2 separate regions of the Homo sapiens genome follow, and region 2 is linked to region 1. Evidence: chromatin contacts called from ENCODE Hi-C or POLR2A ChIA-PET data. All regions are on one chromosome and are shown on one strand. The core of a region is the stretch at or near the end of the contact, and the rest is flanking DNA. Distances in the headings are between cores, read along the strand shown. Region 1 has its middle 460 kb from the start of FOXP1-AS1. Region 2 overlaps FOXP1 (forkhead box P1).

What was found. Hi-C counts contacts between places; a loop is a spot of excess contacts on that map. ChIA-PET counts read pairs that join two places held with the same protein, here RNA polymerase II (POLR2A).
Region 2: a loop to region 1 is called in a map of vagina, with 3 times the contacts of the local background. The contact joins two enhancer-like sites. A Hi-C loop is called at or near these places in 1 of 168 maps with a recorded cell type or tissue (vagina). POLR2A ChIA-PET finds 5 or more read pairs at or near these places in 2 of 52 experiments (AG04450 and PC-9).

Annotation. Positions count from the first base shown.
Region 1 is chr3:70,827,012-70,832,506 of GRCh38, forward strand. No RefSeq gene overlaps it. Among named protein-coding and RNA genes, the nearest start is that of FOXP1-AS1, 460 kb to the right of the region's middle. Within about 2 kb of position 2,265, at least 3 of the 41 ENCODE cell types and tissues checked have a DNase peak (open chromatin) inside an H3K27ac peak, as active enhancers do.
Region 2 is chr3:70,978,057-70,983,551 of GRCh38, forward strand. The region is part of intron 14 of FOXP1 (forkhead box P1); the gene reads right to left. Among named protein-coding and RNA genes, the nearest start is that of FOXP1-AS1, 310 kb to the right of the region's middle. Within about 2 kb of position 2,740, at least 3 of the 41 ENCODE cell types and tissues checked have a DNase peak (open chromatin) inside an H3K27ac peak, as active enhancers do.

The sequences.
Region 1 (5,495 bases), core at 1,015-3,514:
TCACCACAAAATTTGCTTAACCACTTCTCATTTATTAGTTCAGAATCTTGGAAAAGAAATGTCTGTTTTTTTAATTAATCAAATATTAGTAGTTTCAGCTGGGCGCGGTGGCTTACGCTTGTAATCCCAGCACTTTGGGAGGCCGAGGCACACAGACTGCCTGAACTCAGAAGTTCGAGACCAGCCTGGGCAACGTGGTGGAACCTTGTCTCTACTGAAAATACGAAAAATTTGCCTCATGTGGTGGCACACACCTGTGGTCCCAGCTACTTGGGAGACTGAGACTGAAGTGGGAGGATTGCTTGAGCCTGAGAGATGGAGGTTGCAGTGAGCCAAAATTGCACTACTGCACTCCAGCCTGAGCAACACAGTGAGACTCCCGTCTCAAAAATATATGTATACACACACACACACACACACACACACATATATACATATACATATGTAGTTTGCTTATAGTATTATATTGAACTTCCTGACTGGATCTACATAGGTTTTGAAGCTAGCTATATTGCACTCTTTAAAGGGGTCACTTTTTAATGTCTGAATGTAAAGTGCTTTAATTAGTAAAGATATTTAGGCAAAAATATCCCCAATATAATTTTTAAATTTGCGCATTCATAAGTAAAAAGTAGAAATAAGAAAATTACAGCAGTTGATATCAGAGATTCTGCCACTGAGAATCTTAATTACTTTTCAATAACTGGTGTTTAATTTGTATGAAGGCAATGTAGCCTAAAGTATATATATATGTGTGTATTCAAAAGAATTGTACTAAATGCATTATAGATCTTCTATTGCATCCTGGACTAGAATAAAAGAAACAACAGTGAAAATCAATACAATCCAAATAAAGCCTGTACTTTCATTAGTAATACTGTTCCAAGGTCTATATCTTAATTTTAACAAATATTCCATAGTTATGTAAAATGTTAACATAACGAGAAGCTGGATAAAGAACATATAGGAATCCTAGACTATCTGTGCAACTCTTTCATAAGTCTAAAATTATTTCAAGATAAGAAGTTTTTATTGCAAAACGCCATGCACATAGTAGGTGTTCAATTAGTTAATTGCATCTTACTTTGCCCTCTCTTGATCTTGAAATATTTATGTTCATCAGTTTCCTCGGACAATTTCTTATCATTCCTTCCTTCATTAATCTCTCTCTAGAAGCCAAAAACAAAACGGGGAGAGGGAGAAAACAAAATTAAAGAAAAACCCCAATATAATTTTGCTCTGTTTCGTTATGAGATGCAGTTATTCTTTAAGAAATGTCTAGACATGTTTCACCCAGGGGCATCCTAACATTGGCTCCACAGACTCAGTGCTAACAATGACAACGTATTTGCCTAACAGTTACCATTAGACAGCTAGTTATTCTTTTTCTCTGCTTTCACTTTACTTATAGACAAAACTAACTCTGTCAGACATCTTGAGAATGCTATAGTTCATCTTCAACAGATAGAATTTTGTTCTTATTTTGTTAAATGTTACATTTACATAATTGTGTATGTCATTGGTGTTTATGAGGATACACCAAAAAAGTAAAAGTTTTCCTATCAGAGTATAGAGGATGATTACTCTAAAACCAATACAGGTGTCCCACTCTGTGATAACTCACACTCTGAATTCAGGAACCAAATAGATTTTAGATAATGAGGGCTAGTTTTCTTACTCTGCTCTAAGATAAGTCACTTATTCTTTGCACAGAAGTTACACTGGAGTTAGAGATGATCTTTTTTTTTTTTTAATCACAGAGTATATAGCTTTAGAAATTCCTCACAGTAGGCCAGATGACATTGCTAATCTTTGTTTTCATTTTGTGAAGTTAGATGCCCTTAAAATGTTATGTCTTGGGTAGGTTACTCAATTTCAGTTAAAATCACAAAGCAACTCTTGTAAAATAACACCTGGTGATTGAATAGTTAACTATAGAACTTACTGTTGTGGAAATATTCTTATCTCCAGACACAAAGATATTTATATGAAAACTGCATTCTTTGTGACAAACCAGAATCTTATTTTGCTGAGGCCAAATGCAATGGACATCTGTTGTTTTTGCCTGCCCAGCACATATTCCTCCCTTTACCATTAGAAGAGGCTGGATTTGGCCATGGGGGTGGGAGGGGTGGCTGCAGGGGAATCCACCCCTCTCCTCCTCTCAGTTCGAATGGTTTCGGGAGGACCCTCATCCTCACCCGCAAACTTCCAACCTCTCTCTTGAAGGGTGGACCTATGACTCAGACCCAGCCAGACATCACAGCCTTTCCTGTTGGCCAGAGTTTGGCTCCAAATGAGCATGCGATTCCAGGCAGACCAGAGAGATGCAATTCAAAGAATCATACTGGAATGACTGGAATAAAGAAGCTCTTTTTTCCTGGAAATGAATCTAAGAGGATGTCAGTCTGGAGCTACTGGGGGCATTCTTATGACAAACCCCACCAACTAAAGAAAGATATCGACCGAAGCTAGTGATGTATTTGAACAGTACCTGGATCCAGCCACCCTGAAGATGAGAACTTCAACTATTCGAGAAATAATGTTCATTTTTTTCCCCCTTAAACTTGTTTGAATCAGGTTTATAGGTTTATGTCTCTTGCAACTAACATAATTTTAAGTAATTCATAAAATTTCCATGCATATTCTTCTTACTTCATGAATCTAAGTCAGGTGAAACTTGTATTTCCATTCATTTAATATATATGTACTCAGTGAATATTGTACAATGCAATGAAAGGGATAAAAAGATTCATTAGATATAATTTGTACCCTCAAAGGAAAATGTGAAGAAAAATCTGTAGAAATTAATTGACCTTTTAGAGACAGAGAGAAAGTGAAATTTCTGTTTTCTTTTCTATAAATGATGTATTATGATTTTTTTTTTTTAAGGAAGGCAATTAGTTAAGAAATCCCTAGGACACAGTATTTAGGAGCGTAGGTGGTTTTTTTGTGTTTTGTTGTTGTTTGTTTGCTTGTTTGTTTGTTTGAGACAGGGTCTCTGTTGCCCAGGCTGGAGTGCAGTGGCACTATCATGGTTCACTGCAGCCTCTACTTTCTCAGGCTCAAGTGATCCTCCCCGCTCAGCCTCCCAGGTAGCTGGAAGGACAGGTGTGCGTCACCATGCCCAGCTAAAGGAGCAGGGGTTTTACATCAGACAACCTGGTTTAAGCCTGTTTCTGTCTCCTACTACATGATCTACAAGTTACTTCACTTCTCTTAGTATTCATTTTCCTGTCTACAAAGTTAGTACAAATATACCTGGGTCAAATAATTTTTTGAAGATTGAGAAAATACATACAAATTATATATTATGCCAGATACATAGCATTAAGTGGTGGTTTTTAAAAGAAAATACTTAATACATGATTCAGTATAGTTCTTCACCAATTTTAGAATTTTTGGTTTGGTATCCAACACACAAAAAAGGCTATTTTAATTTGTATCTCCAGCCCAGTTTTATTTCTATGCATCAGGCTCCATGCAGATGTACAACTGCATACTGGTTATAGCCACTAGAATTTCTCACAGGCACATGGACTCCACCATGTCCAAAACCAAATTTAGTATTTCTCTCTGACCCCAAACCCACGTCTGTTTCTGCAATCTCCGTTTCAGTAAATGGTACCATCATGCACCAGAATCCCAGCTCACTCCCACACGCCCTCACTCCCCACATTAAATCAGTGGCCACAGTAGCCCACCAGCCTTCTAACTGGTCTCTCTGCCTCTATCCTTTTATCCCCTGGTCTGCATTCTGCACAGGAGTCAACTGATCTCCTCAATTCGCACACTTCCTGAAAACCAACAATGGTTTATCACTGGCCTTAGGATAAAGACAAACTCCTTAGCATGGACTACCTTTCTTCATGTTCCAGTGTCTTCACTGCTGCAGTCTGGGCTCATAACCCTTCCAAACCACACCCACCTCACCACCCCATGGTCCAGCCCTAGAAACTTCTCTCATCCCTCCTATACCTGCTCTATTTTGTTTCATGGAGTTTGCATATATAGTTTCTTTTTCCTGAAAGAGTACTTACTTCTCTCTCCTTACACCTCTCGCTTCATTTGATCTTATTTTTTATGTCCTAACCTACCTGTTATTTCTTCCAAATATCTCAGCCTTCCCTTACCAACACCTGAAGTAGGGATTATAATAGCATCTGTACCTTTCTGTGACAAAACCTACCACATATTTTATTTCTATATAAATATGTAGATATAGACATAGTGTAGTAGAATTATCAAATTCAGTGTCTATTCCAATGCCAGGAATGATTAACCTGGCTTGACAAACCCCCACAGATAGATATTCAGGAGGTGGGCTATAAACTTAATTGGGAAAAAGATTGCATCATTTTTTTCACTAACCTCAAACTGAAATTTATTCTTTCTAGTATGAATAGAGGCAACAAAACACAGTAGCATTAACAGTAGCTGTGATTTTGTCAACAATACATCATAGACATTTTATATCACATTACAGATATTGCTGATTTCTTGAAATACCATTTATGCTCATCATTTCTAAATTATGGTACTTTCTAGACATGCTGCAAAAATTTATTCAACGTGCATTAGTAGGCTGGGTGCGGTGGTTCACGCCTGTAATCTCAGCACTTTGGGAGGCTGAGGCAGGTAGATTGCTTCAGGTCAGGAGTTTGAAACTAGCCTGGTCAACATGGTGAAACCTCATCTCTACTAAAATACAAAAATAAGCCGGGCGTGGTGGTAGGCACCTATAATCCCAGCTACTAGGGAGGCTGAGGCAGGAGAATCACTTGAACCCAGGAGGCAGAGGTTGCAGTGAGCCAAGATCACACCACTGCACTCCAGACTGGGCAGTGAAGTGAGACTTAGTCTCAAAAAAAAAAAAAAAAAAAAAAAACAAAACAAAACAAAACAAAACAAACCAATGTGCATTAGTAAAGAAGCACATATACATTATAACACAGTATTTATATATTTAACAATTTCATTATCATTAGTTTACTTTATAAACCTATGTATTTAATATATTTAAAAATAGTATTCTGAGAAGGGGCTCATGGGCTTCACCAAACTTCAAAAGAGCTCTATAGCACAGAAGAGGTAAGAACTCCAGCACTTGGGTAAAAGCTCCATGAGGCCAGGCCACATGGGGCTGTTTCACTGCTATTTCTGCAGGGCCTTGCACAAGGTCTGTCAGAGTGCACGTCTCAGTAAATATGTGTTGAACTGATGAAAGCTTATTTTAATCAGGCATTATGTAGTAGTAAGCTCTCCACGAATCCAGACAATTCACTTGTCCCTGAGGGAGATGGTGGACCCAGCGGTAATGAATGGTTTATGTCCCAATCTGACGTATGTCAGGCTGATGTCCTGTACAGTAAAATGGGATGAGAACTTGCTGAGAATATGGCATTAACATTTTAAAAGATATCATGGGAAACAGTAGCCAATTCTTTCCCTATATCAAAAGCAGCTGGCAACACTGACCTTGGTGATGCAAAGAC
Region 2 (5,495 bases), core at 1,490-3,989, 150 kb after region 1:
AGACCTTCAGAAAACCAGAGCAACCCAGGAACCACATCTAGCAGGAGTAACACAGAGGATGCGTGGGCACCGTTTCTTCCTCTATGTAGATGGTATGTTTACCATGAACCGAAACACACGGTGAGTCCTGCGTGAATTCACTTAGGATGCAGTGTAAGATATCTCTGGCAGCGGTCTCTTTTCCAAAGGCTGCTACATGGGTGTTTACAGGCTCAAAAAGGGGTTACCTACCTGAGGGAGTGTGAGAAACCCTGAGTCAAGACATTTATTTCATTGTGATGTCTCACCTATAGGCTTTGATCGCCCATCAGGCCTTGTCAACCTCAAAGAGGGAGAGAAGTCCTTAGCAATACCAGTGAAGCTGAGTATTTTAGGTGACACCAGTTGGGATACGCTGGTGTAGATCTGAAGAAGTGTCCAGCAGAATTTCTGCAATATGCTAGCACAACCAAAGAGCTGTTTTTACTTGATTTTTATTAAAATTAAACTTTAATAAATGTAAATGGAAAGAGCCCCATGTGGCTAGTAGCTACCATACTAGACAGCCCAGGAAGAGCCTACTGAGCTCCCTCATGCAGCTTCGTGGATGACGAGAACTCCTGCAAATATGTGTGGCCTATTTATTACTCATATTAAACACAATGGGCCTGACCCCACCAGCTGTCATTTGTTTCTATCAATCAATCAATCAGTTGGCAGAAAATAATCCTTAACAGCATTATGAATAACCTTTATTAAATCTATCAAATACAGGCTTGGGATCTGTTAATTTTTTTTATTGTGACATTCTTTTACAGAATACGGGAGATCTGCAACTGAGGTTTTTGATTTTTTTCCTTCAAGTTTTGAATGTTCTATAAAATGGGAAATAATCTGCTTCAAGTTAGGAAATGAATATTACTTATTTGAAGTAGAAGAGAATAAAATAGGCCGGGCATGGTGGCTCACACCTGTAATCCCAGCACCTTGGGAGGCTGAGGTGGGAGGATCTCTTGAGGCCAGGAGTTTGAAACCAGGCTGGACAACATGGTGAAACTCTGTCTCCATTAACGCACACACATACACACACACACAAATTAGCCATGTGTGGTGGCACATGCCTGTAGTCCCAGCTACCTAGGAGGCTGAGGTGGGAAGATAGCTTGAGTCTGGGAGGCAGAGGTTGCAGTGAGCTGAGATCACCACTGCATTCCAGCCTGGGTGATAGAGTGAGACTCTACCTCAAAAAAAAAAAAAAAAAAAAAAAAAAAAAAAAAAAAAAAAAGAAAAAAATAAATTAATGAGCACTGTTTCAATTTATCTTTCTTATCTTCACCTTAAAGTACTGTTCTTACAAATACTAAAAGGCATAACCCTTCCCCAAAATTTGTTGCAACAGAAATATTATTTTACGTCTGGCAATGCTGAAGAATTTGGTTGTTTTCAGCGTATGTATTACTGTTTATGTGCTGTCTCAGATACACAGACCCACCCTAAAATCCAATAAACTTCAGCAAAGTAGGCTTACTTGGTAATATTTTCTCAAACCAGATTTCAAATCACTTACCATAGTAAGTCTATTTCACCAAGTCTAATTCACCATTGCTATAGTCAGTCTTAAGTACAAGGCAGTATTTGTGGAAGGTATTAAAAATGAGATTCCTCTGAGATCATAATCAAAGAACTTATTAAAAGAGAGTTCCAATATGTTGGGAAGACTCGACCTTTACTCACACTCTAGTTAAAAAAAAAAAAAAAGGGAGGGGGGCCTGAGAATCCTCTCTAATATGTTTCAGGAGAGTTTCATAAAAAAGCAATGAACCTGAAGAAAAGAAAGATCAAATATCATGAAGAAATACTAATGGAAAAATGTAAACATGGCGCTGGAAACAGAATGTTGTGAGCTTTGAGTTGTGCTTTCCTTTTTATTTTCAGCGTAGAATGTTGTCTCGGTGAGCAAGAGACAATGCCTGCGAAGAGCAAGCTCTGGAGATGGCACTGCCCTTACAAATGCCCCAGCAAGCTGAGCAGATGCCATGAGCGGGTTTTTCTCTATAATGTTGGAAACCTGGCTTTCTGACACACATTTGCAAACTAAGTGTGAACAGTTCAGAGTAGCAGCCGCAGGATGGGGCAGAGCTGAGAAGCCAAGGGGGGAAGAGTTGGGGCTGACCTCTTCTTCACCTCGGGCCTTAATCACTGACCAAGTCCAGGAACAGTATGTATAAGCATCAGCCCAAGCAAAGGGTCAAGGAAATTAGTGCATGAAAGGCTAATGCTCATAAATATACAGCTTTTATAATTCAGACGCTGCTAAGCCTAAGAATCTCAGAGCGCTTTGGAAAGTCATGGGTAACATTTGTAAAAATCATGTTTTAAAACCACCTGCCACTGTGTGGTCTCCTTCAATTCTCATACCACCACTAATATCTGAGATGTTATTACTCATACTTTACAGATAAGCAAACTGAGGCTTGGAGAGATTAAATAATTTGCCCATATTCCCAACCCAGACCCAAGGTCAAACCACACACTTGTATGATTCTAGATCCTTTGTATAATCATCTTATGCCTAGTTAATAGCAAAAATGAACACTAACCAGTTTCATTTTTCTGTATGCTCATTTTTGGAAAAGATTCCGTGCAGAGCATTTTATCCCTGCTTATGCATGACAATCAACACGTGTAACTGAGCAAATATAAGGCAGTTACTCCTACAATGACAAAAACAGGAAGAAAACAGCTAATTGCTGCCCTTGAAGCGCTTACCATCAAACACATACGTCAGTCAAAGGGCAAAGGTACACAGTAACCACAAAGCAGTTCTGAGGACTGACTATACTTCTCGGCTTCTCTTTTCAGTTTAAGAACTTTTCCCTAAACACTGTGGCTTTCTGAAAGATGCAATGAAAATTACAAACACAAATGTCCTTCATGCCTGCTCCCTTTCAGTTTTGGGAGGAAGATCACCAAGTTAACTGAGTTCCAGTTTCATTGTCAGAAATCAAAACTCATTCAGCAAGTGCAAGCCCATCTTTTTGGGTGTTCACAGCTACGAAGAATAGACAAATCCCACAGTAAAATGTCATCAAAATGCCGAAAGGATGTGAGCCTTGTAGCTATTACCAAGATCGCACCACTAGGACTCTTTCTACCAAAAAAAAAAAAAAAAAAAAAAAAAAAGCAACAGCGAAAAATAAAATCCCTCCAAGTTAGCACAATCCACAAAGGAAGAGATGAAGGTAGAATTTTCTGGAGGCTTTTGAACATTAGCAAGTGGGAATAAATACTGAGCCAGAAGAGAGCAGAGAGGGGGCTTACCAGGCTTGACAAATGACACCGTGATTCACACCCACTGCTGGGCTGTCTCTAATAAGCCACAGAGGAAGCAGCCAATCTCAGCTAATTACCAGATAAAAATGTATTGTAAGGACTCTAATTAGGAGACGCGGATGGAGGTGATCTAATGATTAAATGCTGCATTCGACTGACCCCACCATCAATGTGCAGTGGTGCAAGATGTCACTGGAATATTTTGTAGAAACAGTAATTTTATTTCGAGGAGGGGAGGCAGTAATATTTGTAATGATGGCTATGAGGTAAACTAATTAAAAGACAGTTCCTAGAGGAAGAGGGTGGCTGAGAGCAGCTGTGGCCATTCCAAAACCAAGTGCCAAGTCTCAATAGAGGAGCTGCAGTCAAGTGGAAAATTTCTGCCTGACCTCTGCCCTTGCTATTAATTTGCAGGAAAACTAATGACACATATACATATTCCCACAAAATTGTTCTAATTGCTAATTTGCCAAAGGAGCCCAGATTCCAAATTAAACATGACTAGCCCGTGAGGGAAGGAAGAAGAAAAAGCTGTACACTCCAAACACAGGGTGCTTTGCCACACAAAATCATTTGAAGGCTGAACCAACAAGTTAATGAAATGTCAACCTTGTCAACTGGTACAGAAGTTTCTTAACTTTTAAACTTCTGTTTGATGATCACATGCTTGTCTGGAGGAGAAACCATCTTCGAAAGGGAAGGTTGAGAGAGAAAGAATGGAGAAGAAAGACTCAAAGCAGGCTCTGTGTTCAAACCAAACCTGCTCTCTTAATTAAGGCCTCTTTGAAAAAAGAGTGCCCCCCCAAAAAAAATTAATTACAGACTTAGAACAGAAGAGCAAATGGGGAATGGTGTGTGTTTTTGCTGTAATCTTGAAATATTCATCTTAATTGTAAACTATTAAATCTTAATGTAATCATCAATTAGAAATGAAAGCATATGTGCTTTGTGTTTCTGATTGCAGTTCAGGTTTTAAAAGATAATTTTTTCTGGGGCATGGGGCAGGAAGGGAATGGACTGGGAGGGTTTCTTTTCCTGATGGAAAGCCTATTTTTCTTATTGTGTTCCTTTTCTATTTAAAAGAAGTTGCTATGTTTAGAAAAGTCAGTAACTCTGATATTTTCTACATGGCAAGTTTCCATCATGTGATGATTTCAGCAAAGATAATCTCTTTGAAACTCTGGCCAAAAGTTAAATTCTTATGTCATTTAAAATTGCTGTAGGGTTTTATTTTTTAAATTTATTTGTACTCTCAGGCATCAGCTTTTCTTTTAGCCATCGAAACTATTCAAACTTGGTTGGCTACCCACTATTCTGCTTAGTCCCTTTTTTTTTTTAATTAATTAATCTTTCTTTAGTTTTTAACAGTAATCTCCCCTCCTGTTTAAAGATGATGAGTCACTCACATTAAAAAAATAAACTGCTGATGTAAACCCCTGACAGAAACAGACTTGTAAGTATTCCCATAAGAACTCATTTTTATTTTTGTTTGTGCTCTTGCCTCACATGAAAACAGATTCTGAGAACAAAAGACAAACCTGAAACCCAAACACCAAGGGACACAACTGCGTAGTAGGGACTTTCGGGCTCACAGAACTTGTTTTTCTGCTCTTGTTTTACTGGCCTGAGCCAGCTCAAGTCCTGCTTTAACTGCATGGCAGTGTCATTTCTGGGCATGAATCACTGAGTTCAGAGACGGCCTTTCTGAGGCTGGAGGGACGTTACCAGGCCGTGCGGAGGGCAGGACAATGGGTGGCAGCCTTTGTTACAAGCCTTTCCTTTCCTTTCCTTTACCATCTCAGCCTGGCCCTGTTTTAGAGAAGCGAACTCGTGGAAGGTTATGACTTACTTAGAAGGTGGTGGTACTGGCAGGGATACTAAAAGCAAAAACAAAAAAATTCTAGTTGAAAGGTTGGTGGGGGTGGGGCACTTAATGAAAAACAGTATATAAAACAGCTTTTGTGTATTGTGCCTAAGAATCCCTTTTTATGACTGCTTAATATTATTTCTCCAACTCTAAAGCAAGGACCCAGGCAGCCCAAATGATCCTTGAAGAGTTAAAAGACCCTTTCTTTTCGGGGGGGCACTTTGTTTTTATAGGAGCTAAAAACTCTTTCAAAACAGTCCTAATGGCTATGGTTAGAGGAAAAGAAAATGTATAAAAATGAAAATCTAATACTATA